Linked DNA regions of Homo sapiens: region 2 is linked to region 1. Evidence: chromatin loops called from intact Hi-C (ENCODE). Cell type or tissue: heart left ventricle. All regions are shown on one strand. Each heading gives the region's core, and the rest is flanking DNA. Links, peaks and the distances in the headings are about the cores only.

Region 1 (11,808 bases), core at 2,023-10,022:
CTCTGGGTTAAGAGTGTTTCTTGGGCATGGTGAGAAGTAGGTCATTTAAACAGTTATCTGAATTTAATTGCCTTGGAGGAATTTATGAAAATGCATGGATGAGTATTTGCAGGTGACTCTGGTATGGGCACTCCCCCACCAATTCTGCAGTAATCCACCCCTTTCTGCTCAGTCTCCCTCGCTTTAGCCCATGGGAAGGGAGGTTGACAATAGGGATATGGCTGCAGAAAATGGGAGAAAGGCAGAGGCACCCAACAAAGTCCACAGACCACAAGTCCAAGTACAAATTCACCATTTCCACAGTATACACATACCAAAAACATATTTAATCAGGTAAACAAAAATTCCAAATACATTGTTGCTTATTTATAAATATTGATTTATAATAATCCTAAACTTTTTTTTAACCTTAAAAAAATCATCCAAAGACTTCAAGTTAAATATATTTCAGGATTAGCCAGGGATTTTTGTTTTTCGAGGGTTGGTTTTTAACCACTTCTTCATCCAGCGGTCTATTATGAGAACACAACACAGTCCTCTGTCCCTTAAGCATGCAGGTTCCTTCTACTGCTCTCAGTGTGGTCTTGTCTGCCAGGCCTGTGATTCTCCCTAGGACTGTCTTTTCCTCTGGGAGGACTGACTCACCTGTGATTTGTGGTATTTCAAACTAGTGAAAAAAGGAAAAACAAAAGTGGCATTTGATTCCTAAGCTATTACTACTACCCAGGAAAATGCTTGCTGAGAGAAATGAACATAGCTTTGTGTATTGCATTCTAAAAATAACACCAAAATTGTGCTTTTGTAATCTTGTGCAGATTTGAGTTTGTGCTTTGATGTTTTCAAAGGAATCTTCAAGGTATTGGAAATACTTTGGAATCCAAAGTATTTGTTAGATACTTTCCAGTGAGTCCAGTCACTTTCCTTGGGCCTTCAGTTTTTTTTAGGTCTGGCCAGCAGATATTAATATCTCCCAAGATCCTTGGTTTATAATAGTTCTACATACCTAATAAAGCCCTGCTGGCCTGTTCTGTGATACTGATGACTCTTAACTATACCTCATCTTCCTTGACCTATAAGACTAGCTCCTTGCTTTTCTCATCCCCTTGGCCAAGACTTGGAGTTTGGCTTTGACTCTGGCTTAACTTACTTTGAGACCTCAGACAATTGCCCTGGATTCTGTGTCCCCTCTCCCAACCCACAAGGACAGTATGGCTCTGCTCCTTCTTATAGGCATATATGGCTAATCACAGCCATTCTCCTTTGCCTACAGTGAAGACGGTAATTTCCTCTCTCTCCCACAGGCTCCATCTGGGGTTCTGCATATATTGTGGGTAGCATCCCTGCCCTGCCTCTTAGGGGCTTGGAGGATTAGGGATTCTGTGAACCCAAGAGCCACAGCCAGGCAGTCACTCTGTCACTACAGGACAGAGCTGTCCTCAGCAACCAAGGGCATTTCTCAGGGAGAATGTCCTTTCTGGACTGTAAGGAAGGTCAAGCTGTATTTGTGCTATGATTTGGAACGTTACACCAGGCCCTGGGGATTTGATCATCTTTGATAGTCATTCCGGACAAATTAGAATGATTTTATCTTTGTACAAACAGGCCAGTAGCATAGAGGATAGACTTTTTCTTTTTTTTCTTTTTTTAGGCGGGGTTTCGCTCTTGTTGCCCAGGCTGGAGTGCAATGGCGCGATCTCGGCTCACTGCAACCTCCGCCTCCTGGGTTTAAGTGATTCTCCTGCCTCAGGCTCCTGAGTAGCTGGGATTACAGGCGCCCACCACCACGCGCAACTAATTTTGTATTTTTAGTAGAGACGGGGTTTCTCCATATTGGTCAGGCTGGTCTCGAACTCCTGACCTCAGGTGATCTGCCCATCTCGACCCCCCAAAGTGCTGGGATTACAGGCGTGAGCTACCACGCCCGGCTGAGGATAGACATTTTTAATAGAAAATCTCATTTTGGCTCCCTTAGACTTCTCAAGTTCCAGATGCTACTTAGCCTTTCCTCCCTGCTCTCTATTGCCTGCTCTTCCTCACCACATCCCTGCTTTTCTGAAAGTCCTTCCTTGCTGTGCAACAAATATGACAAAATTCCCAAGGCAAAAACCTTTAACACCTCCCATCTAGGATAACACTTATATTTTCAAGATTCTCACTTCATTATAGAGATCCCTATAAAAAGGAATAATACACCCTCCCCACAGAGATACTGTGAAGAAACACCAGTGGCTCAGCTTCAGCTGCACCCCAGGCATTGTGCTGCATGCTTTCCAAGTATTTCCTCATAGAATCCAGACAGTCACCCTGTGACGGAGGACTCCCTCAATCCTGTGTGTCTCCACATTGAAACAGATGACTAAACTTCCCTTCACAGATGAGGAAACTCATAAGTAGTGACTTGTTTGAAAACACCCATGTAATTGGAAGCACGGGATCTGAACTCATGACTTAACCATACCCACGTCTTCACCATCCTCACTATATCACACTTGCACTGGGGTAAAATGAGATAAAGCATTTGGAAGTACCTAACACAGCACCTAGCACATCATAGGCCCTCAAATGTCAAACAGGTCAGGCCCACAGAAGGCAGTCACATGCCAGCTCACTGCCTCCTCTTTATAGCCACATCATCCTCAGTTCCTTCCAGACAGGACACAGCCAGGGCTCAAGGCTGAACACATGTTGTGAATGTATCTTGTGGTCCATCCAGAGACATGTCTAATCTGCAAGTATCTAAGAGGCATATTGTCGGGATGGAAAATATTCAGGGAAATCTGAAGAGACTAACCATCTGTCATTGTATCAAAGCATTTTTCCTCCGTCTCCTGTCTCAACCCAAATTCCTTAGCCTATCTATTGCAAATATTTAGTCTCATTGGTTGTTCACTTGTTTACAGAAAGACCACATAGTAGCTCCTCAAATAAGAATCAAGGAACATTGGCACTAGATGGCCCTTGTCTTACACTCCTCAACTCTGCTTCTCCAGGAGCAGTGATCTACCTAAGATCACTCAGTGGCAATACCTGTGAACCTGGATGGGGTCATGCATGTAAGCAGGCTAGCCAGGTGGTCCTTGGTCACCAAGGCCGTGGACTACACGATAAGGGCAAAGGAATTCAAAACAAGAGTGCCCAGCCAGAGGCAAACAAGCTCTCAGGTTCATCCTTGGCTCTGCACAGCCACACCGCTGCCACCTAGTGTCTAAGGGCCTGAACTTCAGTCTTGGTGCCTCTGGCCAGGGAAATGGCTGTGTTGAGCTGTGTGTGTGCTCTGTAATGTGGGACTCCCAATGCCTTCTGGGTCAAAACAACCCCAAACCTGGTATCTGTGGCATAGCACAGGGACCCAATAAGGCGGAAATCTCAATGAAAGAGGCAGAGGTGGGCAGCAGTCCTAAATGTGGTCTTGTCAAAACCAGAAGACACAGGACTGAGTTGTTTAAGCTAACGAGTAGCCAAATGTCCCATGTGCCACTGTCCATGTGGTCCCATCAGGAAGGCTGCAGGCCTGCCACTGCATGGCAGTTTACAGCTAAAGAGCCTGGGTTTAGTGGGGGCACTTGGGGTTTCGACCTTCTGCACTAACGGCAGATATCCTCAGAAATGCTCTCAGGAACTTCAAAATGTGTGAAAATTCTCTTTTCCTTCTCCCCCACACCCCCTTCTCTCTTTCTCTCTAGCTGAATAAAGGCAAATTTGAATTCCTGAATATGGAAAATATGGTTCTAGCTGCCAAGCATCCTTCAAGACTTAGCTCAAACTGTCACTTACCTCATGGAGCCATCCCTAACTCCATATTTGGAAATACCCACCTCCCTCTGAAGCCACACTTCTTTCTATAACCACGACTTGACTTTGCTAGTTATTAGAATCGGTATCCACAGGTCCTGCTCCCTAAATCAGAGTGCACACTTTAGTGGTATTGCCTACAGAGCCTAGCCTGGTGCTTCGCATACACTGGATGTGCAGTGTCTGGTAGACGACTAAATGAATTGGACCTCAGTAAAAAAAGGGAAACACAGTGAATCATTTTGTGAAATGCAGTATTTCTAGATTTAGATTAAATTCTATAATAGCCCAGCTAGTGTGGGGTCAGTGGGGGAGTGGGGGGCTGTCTCAGGATTCTTTCCCTAGAGCCCAGTCTAGTACAGTCAGGGGAACATTCTCCAACCCTTGCGTTTCAAAGCCAAGCTGCTGCACTCAAGAATGCCTACACCTAACCAGCAACCCATCCTAGAGATAAAGGTCTCTCTGCCCTGTTCCACCTCTGTGCACACTAGTTGATCAGGAATATGGTCCCTTCAGAAAGTAGACAAGTGCTAGAAAAAAATATATACAGGGAATATATATAGAAAACGTGAACCACACGCAGACGTAGGAATGCCATCCAGTGATGGAAGCAGAGTGTCTGACCTGCACAGGTGAACCTGCCCTCTGCTCCTTCCCACTCCCATCCAGAAGCTAGGCCAGCGCCTGGCATCCAGGTGACCCAGAATAGTTGAGTTCAATCACCACAGGTAGCAAGACTCCAGGCCTCATGAAAGGTCTTTTACAAACTGCAGACCAGGGGACCAGCTAACCATTGGTTTCTGCCACACAACACAAAAACACAACCTCACCAGGAGCTAGCTGGGCCCCAAAGAAAAAACCACAAGGGTAATTCACTTTCTAGAACAGCTGCCTCTCAGCAACCAGCAAGATCTCCTTGGAATCTACCTTCTGCCAACCAAAGCAGAGAAGTCCTGAACTTATTTAGTCATGATGCAGGCCAAGGGCAGACGCAAGAGGAGATCAGTGGCTTCCCAAGTCATCACAGCAATTACTCCAGGACCAAACTTCAACTGCTGTTCCAGCACAAAGGGAGGAGAAGAGAGGTTTAACCATCCCAATCACATTCCTGTGCTTCCCCTTCTGAGATGGTGACCCTGCCCCTCATGCATCTTGGTGGCTGGCATTCTATCCAGATTGTGCTCTAATGGACAGGGCAGACAAAGCCACAGAACCTTGATCTGCCTGCACTTCACATGTGCATGAGCAACCACACTCCAAAGTTATACAAAGGTCGGTCCGTGGGTCTGCTTTTGTGTTTTACCTATCTCTGCTTTACAAATCCTGAGAACACCAAAGGTCAGAGCTGGAAATGATCTTGGAGACCATTCAATCCAACTCCACTCTGTTTTCCCACTTTACAGAGGACCTAGAAAGGTGACAAGATGTCCAAATGACATGTGCACACAAAGACAGAGCTGGGCCAATAACCCAGGTTGCTGGCTGTGGGTCCAGGGCTGCTTCTATCTTATTTATACCAGGCTTGTGATAATAGTAACTGTTGCTCTTGGGAGTGTGCCATGCAGAACTGAGGCCAGCTATTTTCATTGGTCACTCAAACATCACACATAGAATCTATTTAATGAGGCTTTCCCATGTGAACAAATTCCCTTCCATAATAACAGTTTCTCTATTTCCTGGCTGTGCTTGGCACTACAGTCCCATTCAGTCCGGTAAAACAGTGGTACGTCTTAAATGGATTTTTTTTTTAATTCTGGAAATGAAACACCTAGTACCTGCCCTTCCTCTTGTCTTTTATAGTGGTTTCTCCCTTTTGAAATACCAAAGAACTTGTCAGTAGGGAAGTAGGCAGGGTGGGCCAGTCTGCAAGAGGCCTGTGGCTGTCCCTATTAGCACCAGCAGGTGGCGCCACTGAGGACCGCTCCGAAGCGCTCTGCTCCTGGGTGCTTTCTCTGCGGACCAGTCCTAGAACTGAGGGTCCCACACTGCCCGCATCAACCATGTAGAGGCACCAGGACGGTCGCGTGTCATTAGGAAGAAGTGCTGTGTCATCCTTCACAGTACACTGGGGAGGGTTCTCCTCCTGAGGCATCTGGCACAGTGCACGGCTGGACTCCCAGCACACTGTGAAGAGGAGGAAATGATGCATGTGGGGGTCTCCTTCCAAGCCCTTCGTCTCTGGTCCTCCCATGCCCCACCTCCCAAAAAGCCACAGCCACATCTCTAGATTTTTTTTTGGTTTTTTTTTTGCTTTAGATGCTTCTGGTCCCATCACTGGGACCTAAAAGAAGCTCACATGTGGTCTCTGGAAATGCTGAAGCTGTGGACTGTAGACATTATTTTCAGTCCTTGTCCTGGTGGCTGCATACCAGATGCTGCTCCTTCCCTGTGTGTGGCCAGCTGTACACAGTGACATGCTCCCAAGGCCGCGGCACAGGCGGTGATGGGAACTCCTCCCCGGGCCAGCCTCTCAGGCTGCAGCCCCACGGCACCCTGAGGCCCTCATCTCTGCTCGGCAGCTAAAACATCTCCTTCTTCGATGCTCTGCAACTGCAGCCTCTGGCTCACAAGAGTTCTGCTGCCTCGGCGGCCCCCGAAGCCGCCCCCCGGGACAGTCCGTGCTGTAACCAAGACCCCTGGCAAAGCCTCCTCCCCAAATAAGTTGATTTTGGCTTCGGCCTCAATGGCTTTGGCCAAGCTTGCTGCGTAACTGTCCAAGGACTTGTGTACTTCAGCTTTCACATGAAGAATCGAGTTCTTGGCAGCTTCTGAGGGAGAAGGCAGAAAAAAAAGTCAGCTGAGGAGCCAGGCCTGGGGACTACCTTGGGGACAAGCCTGCTGCTGCTCCACCACCCCGGGGAGGGAGACAAACCGCAGTTAAGGGCGTGGGTTTCAAAGTTCCATTCCTAGACCAAAAGCTGACTCCCTGACTTCCTACCTGGGAAATCTTGGAAAAAGTATCTAATCTAGCCTCAGTTTCCTCATCTGTAAAGAGAAGATATTAAGATACCTCTTACTCCAAGAAGTTACTGTGATAACTAAAGGAGATAATTCTTTCTAAGATGTTTGGCCTATGTCTGGCCCATAGAAAAGACTTGATAAATACTTTCTACTAATGCTAATCAACATTTTTACATCTTTGAAAGAGTATTCTGGTCTTTGAGCTCCCTGAAGCAGTGTAACAAAACTTCCACAAACCCTAATGTCATCTCTCTCCTCTCCATATTTGCTCAGAGATTCCCCATGCAGAACCTCAAGGTTGGACGTGACATTACAGGTTCAAGCCCCCTCCCAGGATTAGGAGCCCTAAACTAAAACGAACAGAAGTGAGAGGGGGGAGCCCTTCAATTTCACACCCTGTTCCCTGTTATTATTAACTCATTGCCTATTTTCTCTGGACATTTCAGGGGAACAATTTATCCTCTCCTCCTTACATTTTCTGGAAAGTAGGCAACCTGTACCCCACTCTCCAAGAGGGAAAGACTGGAGGGACCTCCAGCCACTCTCTGCCCTGCCACTCACTCATGGCAGGGGAGGACCCCCTGGCAGTGCCTTGCTCTTGCACCACCTGGAGGGTGCCTTTGGAGCTGCCACACTCACAAAGCAGGACTGATGGGGCAAGTGTGGCCCTACGTGGGCTGGGGGGTTGGGGAGCATTTAGTTCATTTTTTCCTATAGAAAGGCAATATATTATAAAGCCCATGAGGCTGCTGGCCCAAGCTCTGTTCTATAATCTGCTTTGCCAGTGAAGCGAATGAACTGTTTTCCACCTCTGACCTCTGTAACAACCTCTCCATTCATTCTGAACTCAGGGAGGGGTGTGGAGAAGAGATGTGATTAATTATGAACCTAAAACTCTGACAGAGGCCATATTTATTTCCATATTCAACATTTCTGAAGAGCCTCCTTACATCGGACAGCCCCTGGACTCCACCAAATCCACAGCCCAGTCATATTGGTATCTGGATGGCTCTTGTCACTCTCCTAATCAGCATGTCTGGATGGGAAACGAATTCCAAGTTCCAGAGTAAACAACAGTCCCTGGGGGTGAGCGGGGAAGATATAGAGTAGAAAAATGTAGGGATTGGGCTGCGGCAGAACTCATTCTCCTCACAGGACCCAAGGGCCATCACCGCTGTAGGAGCGACGGACAAGCAAGATGGCAGCTTTGGCCTCCAGCAAAGCAGATACACTCATTGGGCCATTATCTCATTTTCCACAGGAGGAAACTGAGGCTCAGGGAAAGCAGGTTCAGTTATAACCATACCTCACCCAGGATCTGGGCTGTGTGTGTAAACACGTGTGGGTGTGTGTGTGTGTGTGTGTGTGTGGAGTTTGACAGCCATTGTTTGCCCAGCCTTCGATGCTGCTTGCTCTGAGAACTGGGTGCCTAAGGACTCAGGTGAGACCAACAGGGCTGGGAGTAACCAGGGAGTGAGCAAAGGGATGGAGCCCTGATATATTCCGGGATGGGAGCCAGCCTGAGCCAAGGAATTGTCCTAAGATCCTTTCCGTTTCCCTATGTTTTCTTGAAGCAATCAGTCACAGAAGCCAACCTTTGATTTGTTCCACTTCATCCTCAAATGTCACCGAGCTCCTTCTCTTGGGTGGGCAAGTGCAGTGAGAGGGAGGGTTGTCATCAGACGTGTAGTCCTCAAGCAGCATCATATCTGTCCCTAAAACAACGGGCAGATTGTGCATATGTAACTACAATCTAAAGTCCTCCTGGCCTCTTCTCCCCTCTCAACACCCCTTCCACCCCTCTTCTCCCGTTCATCCAAACCCATCATCAAGTGGAGCTGACTGCGCCGCAGCACGTGCCCAAGAAACACCCGCCTGTCATCCTGTTTCAGGGAGTTTGCAGACAGCCGGTGGGGCTGCGTCAGCCACACAAAAAATGCAGCCAAGTTATCTGAAGTAGGGGGTTATCTGCCTCAATGACCAGACCCCAGAAGCATGGCATCTGCCGGCCCAGCATGGAAGGGAAGTGGGGAGAAGGGCCGAGTAGAGGAGAGGGTCCTACTAAAAGGAACTTTATATTCTGAGTGATTCTTCCTACAGTCTGAATTTCTATCACCACAGTTAAAATATGTTGTACTAAATAAACATGTAAAGCTCCAAAATGTAGAGTTCTTTGGGGATCAAAAAATAATTGACAAATTTTCCCCTAAAAAGCAGGGAAATAAAGGGAGAAGGTCAGGGAAGTCCTACTAGAGATAGGTGGGCAGAGCAGGCAGAGGGAATGGGGCAGAGGGAAGGGAGGGAAGGAAGAGCTGAGATGGGACCCATCACTCAACAGTGCCCTTCCCCAACACTAGGACCAGTGTCAGATCCAGCCCCGTTCTTAGCTTCCAGCTTTCAATCCATAAAGGCCTTGAAGCTCAGAAAATAAGGAAGAAAGAGAAACCTGGAGCTCTTTAGATGCTGTTTCAGAGCACCTCGCAGAGGTGTGATTACCCGACATAGAGAAGAAACAGTCCTTTGGGAGGTAGAATATGGTGGTTAAACACACAGGCTTGGGTCGGACAGACCTAGGATCACTGGCAGGTTATTTAATGCCTCAGTATCTTTCCACGTCTGTAAACCTGGGGTCATCATTCAGTCTACCTCACGGAGTTGTGGGGATTTTGAGTTGAGACATGTAAACATCTAGCATAGTGCTTGCACACAGCAGGGGCTAAATTGAGGGCCATCATTCCTGATAAGGACACAGCGAACAAAGGGCAGGGCTGAGACTCACACCAGATCTGTGTGCCCCGAAGCCCATGCTCTTTCTTCTGCCTACAGTGCTGTCCCCTCACTCCTTGCGCCGGGGCACCTTCCACGTATGCTTCAGCTTTCGACATCGCATGCTCAGAGCAGTCTCTCTAACTCCCCTACCTATAGCAGCCCACGGGCTCCCACTCCACTAGGGCTTCCCCTTTCACAGCTCTCGACACATTCATCATCTTTCAAAACCAGTTTTATAGAGATGTAATTCACATGCCATGTAACTGACTCATTTAAAGTATACAATTCAATGAGAATTGTATACTTTACAATCTTTATATACTTTACAGTTCAATCTTTTATGAACTGAAGCCTCCACAACAATGGCAGTTCACCACTGTGCCCCCAGCATCTGGCACAGGGTCCGGCCAAGGCAGGAACGTGGCAAATAACTGCTGAATGAATGAATGAATGAATGAATGTTGCAGTGCCTCTGGATCCCTTTAGTTGTCTGAGAACAGGGAAGCAGACTGGGGAGTAACAGAGACTTTCCTTAAATCACATGAGGGACTCAGGCCTAGAGGGCACAGTGTGATCAGTGCTTCATATATGACTCCGTGTGGTGCGGGGCCCTCTGGGTTGCCAGATAAGGAATTTTCCAAGGAAAATTCTCCATGACTAAGAGAGGTCATGGCCTGGTCCCGGTGCCAACCCCAAGGCTCACCCCTGAGTTCCATGACACAGGCTTAGGCGCAGCCCTGGAGCACTCATGGGGAACAGGAAACCCAGGTCAAGTCAGAGGTGGTTTTTCAAAGGCTCCCAAGAGCAGAGAGATGGAGGAGCTGGGAGCGGCAGACCCACTGCCAGGCATGCGGCTTTGTGCAGCTTCAGCGGCACTCCCTCCAGGCGCCAGTGCACCAACAGCCAGCCTGGGGATGGGCAGCAGGTGTGGCCAGACACCCTGGCTCTTCCTCAGCAATGTGGAGCCATGAGTGTGACTCCCTGCCTCTGCCCATGCGCCTCTGCCCAGGGCCTCCTGTGGCTCTAACAGCGTGCTTCCAGCACAGGATACAGCATCTGCAGCTCCCCACCTCCCCGGTGCCATGACTCTGATGCCAGGAAGCCGACTGCTCAGACAAGGAGCAGCCCTGGGCTTGCAAGATCCTTTAGGCAGAGGCTAAAGGGAGGGCTCTGCAGGATTTGTGGTGGAGATGCGTTTCTACAGGGAGACTGAGTTTCATATCAAAGGACATGGAGTGAGGAGACAAGGCCAGCTGACCTTGCTGGAGGGCTCCTTCTGTGCCAAGAACAAGATGAGTGCTTCACATTCATTAAGTCTCTCAATTCTCACAGCTGCCCTGTAATGGGGATTAGTACCCCCATTTCACAGATGGGGAAAGTTGAGGGTTTAGGAGGAGATCATGCAACTTGCTTGAGATAACACAGCTCTTAAAAAGCCAACTGGAGACTGAAGACCAGGCAGGCTGACTGCAAGGCCCCTCTGGGTCAGTGGTTATTATCATCACAATCATTTCTCATTTTAATTTTGCAAAGGCTTTCACTCACTTTCAACCCCCTAATAACACCGTGCGGCAGAGAGAACAGGAACTGACAGCCCCATTTTGTAGAGGAAGAAACTGAGACACAGGAAAGCTGAAAAGTCAAAGCCACGACTGGAAACCCAGACTTATGATTCTCACCCCCCACCCACCGTGGGAAATGCCCCTCCGCCAGCTCTTGAGCCTGCACAGGGGAAACGCGACACGGGGGAAACGCAACACAGGGAAAACGCGACAGGTGAGAGGCTTATAAAGCACGCAGGTTACCTGAGTCCTGGGAGCAGCTGAAGCCAGTGTCCCCCGTGCTGCTGCTGTGCCCCAGGGGCTGTCCACCTGCCATGAGCGCAGTGAGGTGTGGGGACAGGCCCAGGTCTGAAAGACAAAATTGGCATTGACAACACAATCACACTCTGCAAGGAGGGGCCCCAGCCTCCGTTTCCCCACAGACCCATCTCCTGCCCTTCTGTTCGCCCTTGCAAAACTCACTCTCAACTCCCTGAAAGACAGGAGAGCTTAGCTGCTCCCTCCTGGCTCGCCCCTCTTTTCTGTCCCACTGTGTCAGCAGCACTCACTGGGTTCCCCCAAAGGGGAAACTCTCCTGACAATGTCAACCACCACCAAGGTGATGACAGAGGGCCAGGGAGCACAATCAAAAAGGCAGGCAGGAGGGAAAATGTGAGGTGAGAAGATCTTCCCGTTAAAGATGGAGGGTTCAACCCCACATTCACCTCCTGAAATCCTACTTGAA
Region 2 (11,808 bases), core at 2,060-10,059, 270 kb before region 1:
GTGGGCCAATACATTCAAAATATTAAAAAAACAAAAAAAAACCCGTCAACCAAGAGTCTTCTATTCAGCAAAAGCGTCCTTCGAAGATAAGGGAGAAATTAAGACATTCCCAGACAATCAAAAACAAAGTTAATTACCACCAGGACTTTCTTCCAAAAAATGCCCACGCCTTAAAAAAAAGAAAGAAAAGAAAAGAAAGAAAGACAAGAAATACCTAAAGGAGCCCTGTAGGGTAAAATGAAAGGACAGTCAAAGCTCTAAGAAGAAATAAAGATCTCAACAAAGGTAAATACATGGACAATTAAGTGTTATTGTAATAACAGTTTGTAACTTGTTTTGTTTTCTACGTTTTTAAGAGATTAATACGTTTTTAAAATTTAGTAGCCCAAAAGCTAGTAGTATTGTAACTTTGGGTTGTAACTCCACAGTTTGTTTTCTACATAATTGAAGAGACTGATCATTTAAAATAATTATTCATTTATGTTTTGGGGCATATAATGTACAAAAATGTAATTCTGTGACATCAACAACTGAAAGGGGTGGGAAGCTATTAAAGGAGTGGAGTTCTTTGTGCATTACTGAAGTTAACTTTAGGATGCTAAATGTAATCCTCATGGTAACCATAAGGAAAATAGCTATAGAATATATACAAAAGAAAATGGGGAAAGAACTTAAATGTTCCACTATGAAAAATTAAATGCAAAATAAGACACTAGTTCAGGAAATGAGGAATGAAAAAGCTGTAAGGCATATTGAAAACAAATAGCAAAATGATACACACAAGTCCCTCTTTATCAGTAATTACTTTAAATTGAATTAAACTCTCAACAAAAAAACAAGTTGGCAGAATGGATTTTTTAAAAACATGATCTAATTACATACTAAAAGAGACTCACTTTAGATCCAAAGACACAAATAAATGGAAAGTGAAGATAGAAAAAGATACTTTATACAAATAGTAACCCAAAGAGAATAAAGGTGGCTATACTAATGTCAGACAAAATAAACTTTAAATCAGAAAGAAACTTACAAGAGGCAAAGAATAATATATTAATAAAAATTTAAATACAGCAAAATATATATAACAATTATAAACATTTGTTTTATAATTATATTTTTAAAATAAAAATATAACAATTATAAACATTTATGCATCCAATAAGATCGTCAATATATATGAAGCAAAAACTGACAAAATTAAAGGTAGAAATAGACAGTTCTATAATAGTAGTTGGAGACTTCACTAACAGTCAATAATGGATAGAACAATTATACAAAAGATAAGACACAGAGGACTTAGACAACACAATAAACCAACTAAATATAACAAACATACACTTAATGGGTATAGAGTTGTTGTTTGACAAGATGAAGAGAGTTATGGAGATGGAGGGCAGACATGGATACACAACATTAGAAATGTATTTCATACCACTGAACTGCATACTTAAACATGATTAAAATGTTAAGTTTTATGCTATGTGTATTTGGATCACAATAAAAAAAAATTAGGCCACACGTGGGCTCATGCCTGTAATCCCAGCACTTTGGGAGGCCGAGGTGGTCGGATCACCTGAGGTCAGGAGTTCAGGACCAGCCTGGCCAACATGGTGAAACCCCATCTCTACAAAAATACAAAAATTAGCCAGGCATGATGGCGGGTGCCTGTAATCCCAGCTACTCGGGAGGCTGAGGCACGAGAATCACTTGAACCTAGGAGACGGAGGTTGCAGTGAGCCGAGATCACGCCATTGCACTCCAGCCTGGGCGACAGAGTGAGACTCTGTCTCCAACAACAACAACAACAAAAATTAGACAAAAAAAAACCCCAAACACCTTCAGGTGAGCCCCCACAGTTTTGTGTGTTTTACCTCCAGAAGCTCAACCAGGATCTCTCAGTAAATATTGGAGGAAAAAAAATCTCTCATTCTTTCAGCAGAGGAAGAGGAAAAGGAACCATTTTGAAATATGCCAGAGTACTCCGTTTTTCTAAACAAGGTGTGCCCTCAGGAGAAACTATGTAACCAGAGCCTAACCTCCAGGGGTTTTACTAGAGTCTAACTGATCTTGGGGAAGAGGAATACCCAACTAAACCCAGTTCTAGCCATTATGTCCCACCTAAGGAAGAGGGGACTGAAAAGCACTTGTGAAGTTCTTAGTCCAGAGGAATAGGCTCACTAAAAGACTGAGACCTAATCATAGGACTGTAGAATGCTTTCCCTCTCCTCACACCTTACCATCACATTACTAAAGACTTATTTAGACAAAGTCTTTTTACCTGATACATCATATCTGGCTATCAAGAAAAATTACAAGGCATACTAAAAGGCAAAAACATAGTTTGAAAACACAAGTCAGAAGCAGACATGACAGGGATGTTGAAATTATCAGACTGGGAATTTAAAATAACTATGATTAATATGCTAAAAGCTCTAATGAATAAAGTAGAGAGCATGTAAGAGCAATATAAGCAGAGAGATGGAAATCCTAAGAACAAAAAATAAATGCTAGAGATCAAAAACACTGTGAGAGAAATGAAGAATGCCTTTGACAGGCTTATTAGTAGACAGGACCCCGCTGAGGAAAGAATCTCTGAGTTCAAGAGCATATCAATAGAAACCTACAAAACTGACAAGCTAAGAGAGCAAAGACTAGAAAAGAAAAACCATAACAGAATATCCAAGGATTGTGGGATAAGTACAAAAGGTATACTAGATGCATAATAGAAATATCAGAAGGAGAAGAAAGAGGAAAGTAACATCAGAAATACTTGAAGCAAGAAAGACTGAAATGTTTTCCAAATTAAGGTCAAACACCAAACCACAGATCCAGGAAGCTCGCAGAACACCATGTAGGATATATGCCCCAAAACCCCAACACATAGGCATATAATTTGTAAACTACAGAAAATCAAAGATAAAAAATTTTAGGTCAGGCACGGTGGTTCACACCTGTAATCCCAGCACTTTGGGAGGCAGAGGTGGGCAGGTCACTTGAGGTCAGGAGTTCAAGACCAGACTGGCCAACATGGTGAAACCCTGTCTTTACTAAAAATACAAAAATTAGTCAGGCATGTTGGCGGGCACCTGTAATCCCAGCTACTCAGGAGTCTGTGGCAGGAGAATTGCTTGAACCCAGGAGGTGGAGGTTGCAGTGAGTCAAGATCACGCCACTGCACTCCAGCCTGGGTGACAGAGTGAGACTCCATTTCAAAAAAAAGAGAAAAACAAAAAGTTTTAAAGAAGCCCAAGGGACTTCTATAAAGGAACAACAACAAAAAAAGAATTGCCTTTCACTTTTCCTCAGAAACCATGCAAGCAAGAAGACAGTGCCATGACCTGTTGACAGGAAAAAAATCCCTAGAATTCTTTACCCAGTGAAATTATCCTTCAAAATTGAAGACAAAATAAAGACTTCTCAAACTAAAATTGAAGGAAGTTGTTGCTAATAGCTCTGACTTGCAAGAAATGTTAAAGAAATTCTTTAGAGAGAAGGAAAATATGTAGTTCAGAAACTTAGATCTACATAAAGAAAGAAAGCATTGAAGAAGGAGTAAGTGGAGGTAAAATAAAAATTTTCCTTTTCTTATTCTAAAAGATGACAGTTTGTTCAAAATAACAGCAACAATGTGTTCAATTATTCAATTATGTCTACTTATGTAAATACATCTCCTAAGCAGAGATCCCAGACCAGACCACCCAGGCTTTGGACCCGCCAAACTGTGAGTTAAGAAGTGGTGTTGTTTTGGCCTTGGCATGGTGGCTTACACCTGTAATCCCAGCACTTTGGAAGGCTGAGGTGGGTGGATCACTTGAGGTCAAGAGTTCAAGACCAGCCTGGCTAATGTGGTGAAATCCCCATCTCTACTAAAAATACAAAAATTAGCCAGGCATGGTGGCACGTGCCTGTAATCCCAGCTACTTGGGAGGCTGAGGTACGAGAATTGTTTGAACCCGGGAGGCGGAGGTTGCAGTGAGTCGAGATTGCGCCACTGCACTCCAGCCTGGGTGACAAAGGGAGGCTCTGTTAAGAAGTGGGTGTTGTTTTAAGCTGTTTACTTTGTGGTAATGAGTGACAGAGCAATAGAAAACTAGTACACCTGTGCTCAGTGTTTACAAGAACAAGGCAAACGTGTCAACCCAACACCAGAGATTTAGCCCTTTATTCTCTTGGGGGCTTGCCCATGCCAGGTTGTAAACTCTTGGAGGTGTTTAATTTGCTCACTCTTGCGCCCCAGCACTCTTGTATTAATATGCTTAATACATATTTGAATTTTTTAAATTGTCGTGTGGAATGATTTGTCTACCAGGATGCTTTATCACAGCAATAGCAATAAAATCATACAGAAAAGTTCTATCCAATAATAATTAGGCCATACAATCATATATCTGTAAGATAAAGTACCATGCTTCCTTTTAAATCGTGATGTGAAAAACAATTTAATGACAGGAAATTATTCATAATATATTTAATAGCAAATTACAAAATAGAGAAATGTGCATGCACACACACAGAAAAATACTTGAAAAGTGGGATCTCAATATACAAAAAGTACTTATCTCTGAGTAGTAAGGTTATGGGCAATTTATATTTTCTTTCTTACTTTGGGGAAGTGCCTTCAAAAACTTCTATTATAAAAATATATGAATTCTATAATGAGAAAATAATTAGCACAGGAAGTAGACAGAGATCCATTTAAGGCATATTTTATACTGGAAACTGGAGAATAGGCCTCACCTTGAGTAGCTCCTCCCCACTGGCTTGGGCATTCTCTGACTGTTCTTTGATTTGTTTTTGAAGGTGAAGAACTTGCCCCTCCATGTACCTAGATATTCCGTCATAGTAAGTAAGTGTCATGGTTCTTCTTGGCAAAAGATTTTTAGCTCTATTGGAAAATTTGTAAAAGTTGTCCCATTCCTGAAGTCTGGCATACCTGCATTACCACAAGAGAATAAGAAAAATCAGTATCACCCATTAGGAATAGGCTGGCTTTCTGAAATGTCTCTCTGGATGTGCAGCTTCCTTTACCTGGGTCTCTGGAAGTGTGTAGTCTCCTGCCTACCCCTGCTTCACACTCCCTAAAAAAGCAGGAAATTATGTGATACAGAGCAAGGAAATAATAAATTTTTTTGATGACTTGAGATGAATAGAATCCTTGGAAACACTCAGGTAATATTAGCCACCATTGAACTCTTTGGCTTTGGCTTTTTTTCTTTTTTTGAGACGAAGTCTTGCTCTTGTCCCCCAGTCTGGAGTGCAATGGCACAATCTTGGCTTACTGCAACCTCTGCCTCCTGGGTTCAAGTGATTCTCCTGCCTCAGCCTCCCGAGTAGCTGGGACTACAGGTGTGTACCACCACGCCCAGCTAATTTTTTGTATTTTAAGTAGATACGGGGTTTCACCATGTTGGCTAGGCTGGTCTCGAACTCCTGACCTCAGGTGATCCACCCGCCTTGGCCTCCCAAAGTGCTGGGATTACAGGCTGTGCCACCATGCCCGGCCACTTTGGCTTTTTAAATTAAAAAGTGAGGGAGATCAGACACTTGGAGCTGTGGATTCTGGGGCTTGAAGAAATTGTTCCAATACCAAAGAGAGATGATTTAGGCCAGTACTGCTCAAAATGTAGTCCACAGACTGGCATCATCAGTATCACCTGGATTCTCATTAATGCAGGTTCTCTGGTTCAGTCCAGGTCTACTGAATCAGACAGGCTCTGGGGGTGTGGCATCTCTGAGTTAACAAGCTCTCCAGGTGATTTTTTTTTTAACCCTTCAAAGTAATTAAAAATAAGACATTTATTCCAACAATTCTTACATTGCATGAAATACCTCTTTAATATTCTACCTGCATTTGGAACTACCTTCAGAGTATATGGTACAATCCTTTGAATATTTTCTGTGTAGAAAATCCGATTTTTTTTTTTTTTTTTTTTTAGATGGAGTTTCACCCTTGTTGACCAGGCTGGAGTACAATGGCACGATCTCAGCCCACTGCAACCTCTGCTTCCCTGGTTGAAGCAATTCTCCTGCCTCGCTGGGATTACAGGCGCCTGCCATCACGCCTGCCTAATTTTTTATATTTTTAGTAGAGACACGGTTTCACCATATTGGCCAGGCTGGTCTCGAACTCCTGACCTCAGGTGATCCACCCACCTCAGCCTCCCAAAGTGCTGCGATTACAGGCGTGAGCCACTGCTCCTGGCCTGCTTATGATTTTTTTATTTTTTATTTTTTTTTATTTTTTGAGACCCAAGTTTTGCTCTTGTTGCCCAGGCTGGAGTGCAATGGCGCGATCTTGGCTCACCGCAACCTTCGCCTCCTGGGTTCAAACAATTCTCCTGCCTCAGCCTCCCAGGTAGCTGGGTTTACAGGCATGCGCCACCATGCCTGGCTAATTTTTTTGTATTTTTAGTAGAGATGGGGTTTCTCCATGTTGGTCAGGCTGGTCTTGAACTCCCGACCTCAGGTGATCTGCCGGCCTCGGCCTCCCAAAGTGCTGGGATTACAGGTGTCAGCCACCGCGCCCGGCATGATTTTCTAATAGCCAAATATTTAAAGCCAAATCGGATCAACAGTAGGCAAAACATCTTCTCCAGGCCATCAACTTCATCTTCATCTGTGCTGTATTCTTCCATTGTTTTGCCACTAACAAAGTGGATGACTCTCCTTGGGACTTTCTTCTTTTTTCCTATGACTCCCAGTTCTACGTTTCAAAGCCTCTTTCGTTACTCATCCTTGAGATAAAATTTGGCTATGGTTGTCCTGACATCAACGTTTCCTTTTGGACCATGACTCAGCTTTTTGGATCCCTTAATTTCCTGCCCCGCAGATTCCCCGAATGCCGCGGCGGCCGCAGCTCCCGAGGCTGCGACGGCTTCTCCTCGTTCCACAGGGCCCACTGGGTCCTGGTCCATCGTCGTCGCCACCACAGGGCTGCTGGCGCCGCAGCGCCGGCCGCCTAGCCAAGTCTCTGGGAAGGGGACTAGCCGGCCTTGAGGGGCGGGGCCGGCCAGAGGGGCGGGGCCAGCCCGCGCCTCGCCTAGCCCGCCTGGCTCAGCACCCCGAGAGCTGGCCGACTGCCCTCCAGGTGATTTTTATGCCCACTAAAGTCTGAGCAGCATTGGCCTAGGACACAGCTGTTTAAAAAATTCTCCTGCTGAGATAGACAAGAAAAATAAATTTGGATGATTTCTGGACTTTAGATTCCTTAACCTTTAACTCACATTGGTAAGTTATTTGATTTTGAACTTTAATTGGCAAGAGTAATCAATTTTTGGATTTTAATTTCTCCTCATTAATTTTAATAATAAGAGGGGATTTCTTGCCAGGTGCAGTGGCTCATGCCTGTAATCCCAGCATTTGGGAAGGCTGAGGTAGACGGGACCTGAGCCCAGGAGTTGGAGACCAGCCTGGGCAACATCACGACATCCCATCTCTACAAAAGATTAAAATTAGCCAGGCGTGGTGGTATGTGCCTGCAACTCCAGCTACTCAGGAAGCTGAGGTGTTTGGGAGGATCACTTGAGCCTGGGAAGGCGAGGCTGCAGTGATCCGCGATCGCACCACGGGACTCCAACCTGGGTGACACAGCAAGACTGTCTCAGAAAGAAGGAAGGGGTGGATTTCTATTCCAATTTGGAGCTGTTCTAACTTGTAGCATTTTATATAGGAATGTCTTCATATTGTCATTTAGTCTCATCACAAACCTCTGATAGACCATACGGTTGCATATAATTAAGATAGGAAATAAAATAATAGGGGGCGATTTTCAGTCTTGGGGATAGTCATGGAAATAATTTAATGAATGTTCTGTTCTGACCCATTTTAGAACCTTAGCATTCATCTCCTTCCTTAAGGGTATGACCATAATAGCTACATGCTTAACTGAGTTAAAAACGTAGTAGGTTAAAGGAATTGAGCCTTAGGCTTAATGAGTTAATGGGGTGCGGGGAGAATGCTGCTTCCTCACTCCTGAAATTTCCTTCCATGTAAGGGGCCTCTATTTGGTGCAAAGCACCAGAACTCTTTCCCCGCTTTACTTGCCCTTTCAATGATAAGGAGAGATCTTGCTGGTGATTTGGGAGATGAATTGGGCAAGTATAACTCAGTCCGTGTCTCTCTCTATCTTGAGAGCCAGTGAAGCCAACAGGGAGTGTGATACTGATCTCTCTGCTACAAGAGGCCTGCCTCCATGTGAGTAGACCTACAGTTTTCCAGAACTGCCTGCTGCTGAATGGGTTAAGTCTAATTCCAGTGCTCAATATTACGAAGCCCGCTTTCGTGAAGATATAAGCCATGTCTTCCAACATTGGCTTTGTCAATCCATGTGATTAGATATGGGCAGGTGCCGGGTGGGCAAGTGGTGCTATTCATTAGTCTTCCTCAAACCCCAGCACCCCTCTGAAGAAAGCAATCTTTTCTTATTTATCCCTGTATCACCACAACATGATATGTTTGCGATAAATGTTTATTGCATGGATGTAATTGAGATAAATTTACTTTTCTGTCCTTGGCCAAGGGGGATGAACTAGTTGATCCCTAACATGTCTCTCTGTGTAAATATCCTCTGACACCCTTAAGCTGTCTCAGGTATAAATTATGAATACTTTCTAAAAGATTTTTCAAGAACTCTTCCTTGGGATTCAACATTTTCACTTTGGGAATTTAGTGATATGCCACACATTGTTACCAGATAGCTACAGAGGAATAAAGTCCCAGGAGGAGTCCACTGTGGAACTTGAGGATTCTGTTGTTTTCGTATTGGTGTATGAATTCCAAACATTCTTCAAATGTTCTATAAACAAAACCTAAGAGAGAGAGGAATGGGTGAGAGTTATTAGTAGGTGTGGGTGATCATCTTTCTAGCCTAGTCACTCTCAGTTGAATTTCCCACTGCAGGGAGAGTTGCCTCTGATTATTGTATGAATCCAGAGGGTCCCGTGGATTGCAACAACCTCATGACTGGATTGCCCTGTGTTTGCTGAGTCCTACCTATTGGGGAGTGTTATGGATATATACTACAGTTCCACAGTACCGACCAGGCAGGTGTGGGGTTTAAACTAATCCTTCCTGGCCTTAGTGCAGCCTAGGACTTCTCTGTCTCTCCACACATGCTTCCTTTGTTGATGGCAATGTCTGCATCCCCTTTCAAGATCACATGTGGGGAAAACAATTCAGGTTGGTTCCTGTGGTTTAGTGTGTACACTTCAAGTGACCTACTTGGTGTCACTTGAAGGTTATCAGGAAGTAACTTATTTTCCAAATCACCAATAGCTACCAGCCTGGAACTCTCACCTCAAGCAATCTAGTCCTTCATTCTAAAGCGTGAAGTCTCTAAGTACATCCTGCTAAAAGTTAAAAACCCCTGGTAAAAGGCACATAGTAAGACAGTCAGCCACTATCACTTAGGTGCAAATTGATCTGACAGTTTAACTGGCAGCTCATATCCATCAGGTTCCTTCAGACTTAATTCTCCTTCTTGCCGTGCCTTTACAATCTCGGCACCTGCTAGACAGTGCTTCAGCTCACACAACCAGCCTCTCTCCATCCCTGCCCTGTAAGTCCACCAGCCAGAAACCTAGTGGTCCCAAAGCCCCAACCTGAGAGCTGCCACACCACACCAGCACAGGTATCAACACCCCCAAGTTCTTTTACATCCCAAACCCACACTTACCAGAATAAAGCAGGATGTCCAAGCAGACAAAATAGAAAAATGCCTTGCTGAAGATGTGTTCCTGTGTTACAGAAAGCTCCCACAGCCGCCCCAGCACCTGGATCAATTGCGGGTATCTATGGAAAAGAAAAGGTAGTGGCCATTAAAAAGTGGTGGATATTGTAATCCCAGCACTTTGGGAGGCTGAGGTGGGTGGATCACGAGGTCAGGAGTTCGAGACCAGCCTGGCCAACATGGTGAAACCCCATCTCCACTAAAAATACAAAAATTAGCTGGGCATGGTGGCGGGCGCCTGTAATCCCAGCTACTTGGGAGGCTGAGGCAGGAGAATCGCTTGAAACCAGAAGGCGGAGGTTGTGGTGAGCCAATAACGCACCACTGCACTCCAGCCTGGGCAAAAGAGCGAAACTCCATCTCAAAAAAAAAAAAAAAAAAAAGCAGTGGATATAATGGACTTTGGGGCCTCGGAGGGGAGGGGAGGAGGGAAGTGAGGAATAAAAGACTACATGTTGGGTATGTGTACACTGCTCGGGTGACAGGTGCACTAAAATCTCAGAATTCACCTCTATAAAATTCATCTATGTGACCGAAAACCATTTATACCCCCAAAGCTATTGAATAAAAAAAGCAGTGGATAGGATGAGGTTCAGTAAAGTCCCTTCCTGGTCTAGTCTTGGTCCTTCTCAGTAATTCGGAACCAAATATACCTCTTAAACAGATTTCAAACACACCCCTATCCAGGACTAAAACCTCAATCTCAAATTGGCTCTTTTTTCAAATTGTTCTTTCCTGGGTCCTCTATATCAGGGTGACCAGAGTCAGAGCAAATTGGCCTTGACCTCTAGTCCTGGTTGCTATTCTCTGGCCATTTGCCTCCCTGGAAGACTTTTCCCTTTGTCTCCACCTGACAGAAGTGGAGGCCTGATTCCCACAGCTGGGATGACTGTCTGACTACCCTCTGATCACTGGCCAGAGCAACCAGATTAGAGATGATGCAAGGCAAAGAATTCTGTTTAAAATAAAAAAGACAAGGCCTGGCGCAGTGGCTCATGCCTGTAATCCCAACACTTTGGGAGGCTGAGGTGGGTGGGTCACTTGAGGTCAGGAGTTCAAGACCAGCCTGGCCAACAGGGTGAAACCCCCTCTCTTCTAAAAAATACAAAAATTAGCTGGGTGTGGTGGCACGTTGCCTGTAATCCCAGCTACGTGGGAGGTTGAGGCAGGAGAATTGTCTAAACCCGGAAGGCAGAGGTTGCAGTGAGCCAAGATTGCACTACTGCACTCCAGCCTGGGAGACAGAGCAAGACTCTGTCTGAAAAAAGAAAAAAGGGTGACTACTATCAGTTACATTTTCTTACTGCAAACTCTACTCCCTTCCCCACCCTAGGACTAGGCTAAAGTTGAACCCAGAATACTCAATAATACGGCCTCCTCCCCCTAATTTTGGAAAATGCTTTAAGATAAATACCTGCTGTTCAGAAGGAGACATCTGCTAAGTCTGCAGAGGGACTGATAATGTCGGTTGGGATTCTGGAGCAGTGCCCACATCTGAAGGGCTCGGGAGCCTGGGAAGAAAACAATTCCAGTATATTGTGGGGCATTCCTTGTATCCTCATGTCCCATCTTGCCCAGCCAGCCCTTACCTAACTCAATGGCCAAATCCAGGTGTCCCATTATGAGCTTGTTGAAGACCAGTGTCTCAGCCACGTATGCCACGATTTCAATGCCCTCGCCTTTCAGGGGGAGGTTGAAGATGTGCTCCATGGCCATGACTTCATATTTGAACCACACACCTTTGTAGCCAGCCAGGTGGTGGTATAGCGAATAGTCTAGGTAAGCCTTAATGATCTGAAATGGCAGAGTGGAGGAAGAGTGAGGCAGAACGCAAAGCAGAAAGCTCAGGAACATCACTCAATGTCTGCCAGTAAATGTTTGTTTATTAAGTTTGGGAATAGAGCTGGACATTTGGCCGAAGCCATGGGCTTAGAAATAGAAATCAAATTGGGTTTCTGCTACCTGTTTACTGAGTCATTCAGGATAAGCTTGATGGCCCCTTGCCCATGTAGTCCTTAAATGAAATATAAAAATTTTAATTTCTGTGAAAAATAAAAGCAATAGCTTACATATTAGATGTA

What was found. A loop is a pair of places that touch in the nucleus more often than their neighbours do. Peaks named below come from ENCODE experiments on the same cell type or tissue, not always from the same donor. Only the 100,000 strongest peaks of a DNase experiment are listed, where the experiment ranks them.
Region 2: a loop joins it to region 1, with 2.6 times the contacts of the local background. A loop is called at or near these places in 24 of 110 quality-filtered maps.

The regions. Positions count from the first base shown.
Region 1 is chr1:168,079,237-168,091,044 of GRCh38, forward strand. It overlaps GPR161 (G protein-coupled receptor 161), which reads right to left. Exons shown (of 6, transcript NM_001375883.1): 4 at 11,328-11,432; 5 at 8,349-8,468; 6 at 306-6,560. The coding sequence ends at 6,295. Among named protein-coding and RNA genes, the nearest start is that of GPR161, 52 kb to the right of the region's middle. RefSeq lists a silencer at 3,055-3,349 and an enhancer at 6,301-6,801. In heart left ventricle, for the core only: CTCF peaks have their summits at 3,213 (motif pointing left), 5,695 (motif pointing right) and 5,897; DNase peaks (open chromatin) are centred at 3,195, 5,725 and 6,345; H3K4me3 peaks cover 811 bases; H3K27ac peaks cover 1,608 bases.
Region 2 is chr1:167,813,335-167,825,142 of GRCh38, forward strand. It overlaps ADCY10 (adenylate cyclase 10), which reads right to left. Exons shown (of 33, transcript NM_018417.6): 27 at 11,317-11,521; 28 at 11,142-11,238; 29 at 9,674-9,789; 30 at 8,690-8,807; 31 at 4,738-4,933. Among named protein-coding and RNA genes, the nearest start is that of ADCY10, 95 kb to the right of the region's middle. RefSeq lists a silencer at 6,950-7,099. In heart left ventricle, for the core only: no CTCF peak of the experiment used is centred there; a DNase peak (open chromatin) is centred at 6,947; H3K4me3 peaks cover 895 bases; H3K27ac peaks cover 985 bases.